2 separate regions of the Homo sapiens genome follow, and region 1 is linked to region 2. Evidence: read pairs that join two places in POLR2A ChIA-PET (ENCODE). Cell type or tissue: GM12878. All regions are shown on one strand.

Region 1 (2,500 bases), 110 kb before region 2:
TTGGCATCCCAAACATGATTGTAGGGACTCTGTGGGTGTGTGAGTGAATGAGTCACTGAAAAAATACATTCTGAATGAGTGAATGAGGCAACTAATTAATCTCATGGTGAGATTTGTAATGTTTCAGAACTAATTTTTAATTTAAATTGTTTCCCCAACTATATCCCATTTCCCAAAGAATAATAATAGATTGAAGTTAGTAGAGCATTTCTGTGCACAAAGAAAGTATGAAGAAATCCTGAAACACTTATGCTAATGCTGGCTTTCTTCCCTAAAGGAAAGAGATGAACTTTATTCATTAGGAGTTTTTCATGAACTATTGATCGAAAATACACATCTGTTTTTCAGTCTGTTTTTTCCAAAAATTGGTAACTCAGCCTCATTTGGAGCTATCTCTGAAGGATAAGGAAAGACCAGGAGTGATAAGGCAGCTTGCATTAATCAGATGTGAACGGGATACCTTGGCCTGCTGAATTGTGTCACGAAGGTCATTTTTACCACAGAAATACTCATGCTAAACACCAACAGTTTTTCTAAGAGACATGATTTTTCTCCCTTTTGGGAAACTGAGGAAACAAAGACTTAAGTCATTTCTTGACTCTCTGAGAAATCCTTTTTCCACGGGAAGTCTGTGTGGAGGTGCATGATTCAATTTTTGTATTCTTTTTTCCCCAGAGGTCAGGGGTGAACCATGGGTGACTCAGCCACAGGGCCCTTTATTTATCAGGCCCATTTTAGCTATCCGGCCTGGGGTGTGTTGGACTTTATGGGTCATGTTCTGTGTCGTATGAAAAGGGGGAGAGAGGTGGTGCATTTTAAGTCTTTCTGCTAAAGCTAAATAGTTACTCTGAGGAGGCCATTCAGTCCTTCCACGTGGCTTAGACCTTTGGAAGTGGAGATAGCAATTAATTAAACAATTAAATCATACTCTGAATTAATGCTGTTATTTAGCATTAATTCAGCATATTATTTAGCATGTCTTATAATTATTTAATTTTAATGCGTGAAATAGGGGTGTACACGTGCTTTTAAAAAGCCTAATGTTAGGCTGGGCATGGTGGCTCACACCTGTAATCCCAGCACTTTGGGAGGCCGAGGCGGGTGGATCACCTGAAGTCAGGAGTTCGAGACCAGCTTGGCCAACATGGTGAAACCCCATCTCTACTAAAAATACAAAAATTAGCCGGGCATGGTGGTACGTGCCTGTAATCCCAGCTACTCAGGAGGCTGAGGCAGGAAAATCGCTTGAACCCAGGAGACAGAGGTTGCAGTGAGCCGAGATCACACCATTGCACTCCAGCCTGGGGGACAAGAGCAAGACTTCATCTCAAAAAACCAACAAAACAAAACAAAACAAAAAAAGCCTAATGTTAAAATTATGAACACACAAAACAAGATAATTTAGAGAATTTATATTTAGAATACTTTTAGGTAATAATTCATCACAATTCATCTTTAAGTAAAAAGTACCAGAATGCATTTATTTTGACATGTTTCAAACTTTTACTTCTTTATTATACTAGCAGTATGTGGATGTTGTAGAAAATTATAAAATAAAGGTAAATTAAAGAAAGACTATTAAATCATCATTTTGCTACTCTTTATATTTTGGAGTATAGCCCTGCCAAATGTATGTTTACATGGACACACAAATAGGATCACATGATGCACAGATACTGCTTTGTGTCTTGCTTGTCTTATTTTGGTACACATCAGCATTGTTCCTGTTCATATTTATACCTGGATATTGTTATTCTTTTTTTTTTTTTTTTTTTGTAAGTCAGAGTCTCACTCTGTCACCCAGGCTGGAGTGCAATGGCACAATCTCAGCTCACCGCTTCCCGGGTTCAAGCAGCTCTCCTGCCTCAGGAGAAGCTGGGATTACAGGCATGTGCCACCACACCTGGCTAATTTTCATATTTTTAGTAGAGACAGGGTTTCACAAAGTTTGATGGTCTCAAACTCCCGATCTCAGGTGATCCACCCACCTCGGCCTCCCAAAGTGCTGGGATTATAGGTGTGAGCCATCAGGCCCGACCACGACCTTATTATTCTGAATACATACATAGTATCAGATTGTTTAACTGGGATATAGCGTTATTAAATTAACCCACCGTTATTAGATATATAGTATGCTTCTAGTTTTTCTTACTATGAACCTCATCTTTTACAATAATGATACCTGCTTTCTACTTCATACCTAGTGCCAATGTGAAACATTTTCCATGTAGTAGCTCTCTTTTTATTTAATTAAGGTAAAATTCACGTAACATTAACTATTTTAATGTGTATAGCTCTGGGGCATTTAATACATTCACAGGCCAGGCGTGGTGGCTTACGCTTGTAATCCGAGAATTTTGGGAGGCTGAGGCGGGCAGACCACAAGGTCAGGAGTTCGGAACCAGCCTGGCCAATATGGTGAAACCCCGTCTCTACTAAAAAATACAAAAATTAGCCGGGTGTGGTGGCACACACCTGTAGTCTCAGCTACTCAGGAGAC
Region 2 (2,500 bases):
CTAGGAGGCAGAGGTTGCAGTGAGCTGTGATCACACCATTGCACTCCAGCCTGGGTGACAGAGTGAGAACCTATCTCAAAAAAGAAAAAAAAGATTAGTACTCTGTCCCACAATGAGTGAGGTTTTTTAGATGAAAAGGCTAAACATTTTTAAGCTGTTAGTAGCCAATTCTCAATAGCACATTGGCCCAATAAGGCTGGTAGTTAGTCTTATCTTTACAATAAGCTCTCACCATTTTCTTTTTTTTCTTTTTCTTTTTTTTTTTTTTTTTTTTTTGAGACAGTCTCGCTCTGTCACCCAGGCTGGAGTGCAGTGGTGCGATCTCAGCTCACTGCAAGCTCCACCTCCTGGGTTCATGCCATCCTTCTGCCTCAGCCTCCCAGGTAGCTGGGACTACAGGCGCACGCTGCCACGCCCGGCTAATTTTTTGTATTTTTAGTAGAGACGGGGTTTCACCGTGTTAGCCAGGATGGTCTCGATCTCCTGACCTTGTGATCTGCCTGCCTCGGCCTCCCAAAGTGCTGGGATTACAGGCCTGAGCCACCACGCCCGGCCAGCTCTCACCATTTTCTTTAACATACTGTTAATTCCCAAATTTGGCAAGATATTCACATAAATAAATATAAGTCCAAATTTTTTCCCAAATGCAAAGTCGCTTCTCCTAATTTTTTTCTTCCTCCTCCTCCTCATCTTTTTTGTCCGTCCTCTTTTCTCACTGCTGCTTTGGCTATTCCCTCTGTTTTTCACTCCTATAATTGTACTGACTGTCAATGCTAAAGGATGTATCTTACAGTATATTAGAAGATGTTTGTACTGACATTTTGTGGGTTAGTACAAATGAGTGAGGGCTAAATGGTTTTTCTTCAGTCAATTTTCAAGATGTTATTTCACATACAACTAGATGTAATCCTTGCAGTCTAAATGAAAACTCATAAGCAATGAACAGAGCCAGAACTAGCAATTTTCTGTAAAATTAGAGCATGGTTTCAGCTTCTGGGTTGTGGTCACCGCCACTGACTGCTTTAGTTTCCATTCCCAGCACAGTCTGCGGCAGCTAAGAATGCACAACTCTTCATAACCACAGCCCTGTTTCAACAAAGACTGTGTGGCTGCAGGAAACTGCAACCCACCATCTTGGTGAAGAGCCTGTTCAACTTTCCATTTACATTCTGTCCATGTCCGTTTTTTACTAATTCTCCCAAAGCCTGAGGACTCTCAAAGATTTGGCAAAGAAACTGTCTGGCCAATCAGTTTCACTCACCTGGTTCCCCTTGGCATTGAGGAGAGAAGACACTGAATACCCCCCCTTATTGATGCAGCTGATTCAATTAATTCACACTAGCTTGTTTATTGACAGAATTCTAGAACTACACTATTGGAAGGGAAGAGGGTTACCCAAGCCCAAACCTACCAGTAAAAATCTGACAATCATCAAAATTTAAAACCTTGTCCGCATGAGCACACAGTGAGAAAAGGTGACCGTATTCACTGTACCTGAAGGGTATTGAGGGAAACAAGTTGGAAAAAAAAATGCTCATGACATCATATCTCCTTTCTCCAGGCTTGGTTCATATATCAGTCAGCTGCACAGACCTACCTAGTCAAAGCAGTTTTCAGTTGACGTGAGGGAATAGCAAGGAATTAGAAGTCATGCACTGTATCTTTAAGAGCTAATCACTTAGCCTAGGAAACTGGACATGCATTCCAAAGCTTGTCCACATGCAAACATACCTAGGTATTAATGAACTGTGCTCTCTCATCTGTGAAAGGTTTGAAAATGACATCCTACAAGTGTTTTATTCTCTGTTGCCAGGGACACTGGACCCTTCAAGCCCATTTAAATGTGAGACTGTATGTGAAATCACTTTTTAAAAAGATACTAAGAGCTAGTAGTTTTCATTGTTATTTAATAATCACTTTTAAATTTGTACATGTTGCCCAGGCATGGTGCCTTATGCCTGTAATCCCAGCACTTTGGGAGGCCGAAGAGGGCAGATCACTTGAGACCAGGAGTTGAAGATCAGTCTGGCCAACATGGTGAAACCCCGTCTCTATTAAAAATATGAAAAATTAGCTGGGCATGGTGGCAGGCGCCTGTAATCCCAGATACTCAGGAGGCTGAGGCACGAGAATCACTTGAACTTGGGAGGTGGAGGTTGCAGTGAGCACAGATTGCACCACTGCATTCCAGCCTGGGTAACACAGTGAGACTCTGTCTCAAAAAATAAAAAAAAATAAACCGTACATGTGAAATTTCTCAAAAGTGTGGCCTTGGCCTGGGTCTTTTTCATTCGTTGTACTATATACCTGGAGAGACTTTTCAATCCAGATAATTTGGAATTTTTTCTTGTATTTTTTTTTCTTACATATTTTCATTCCCACAATTTTCTATTTTCTCTTTCAGGAATTCCAGAAAGAGAGATGAACCTTCTGGATTTTATGCCTTAACTTCTGGATTGATTTTCAAATAGTCTTAATCTCTTTATTCTTACTTTTTATT

The links. ChIA-PET counts read pairs that join two places held together with the same protein. Peaks named below come from ENCODE experiments on the same cell type or tissue, not always from the same donor. Only the 100,000 strongest peaks of a DNase experiment are listed, where the experiment ranks them.
Region 1: POLR2A ChIA-PET joins it to region 2 with 10 read pairs; 2 of 35 experiments call an interaction of 5 or more read pairs at or near these places.

The regions. Positions count from the first base shown.
Region 1 is chr3:56,834,022-56,836,521 of GRCh38, reverse strand. It overlaps a transcript of ARHGEF3 not described here. Among named protein-coding and RNA genes, the nearest start is that of ARHGEF3, 33 kb to the right of the region's middle. In GM12878, no CTCF peak of the experiment used is centred here; no DNase peak of the experiment used is centred here.
Region 2 is chr3:56,723,968-56,726,467 of GRCh38, reverse strand. No RefSeq gene overlaps it. Among named protein-coding and RNA genes, the nearest start is that of TASOR, 42 kb to the right of the region's middle. In GM12878, no CTCF peak of the experiment used is centred here; DNase peaks (open chromatin) are centred at 1,017 and 1,364; H3K4me3 peaks cover 909 bases; H3K27ac peaks cover 1,715 bases.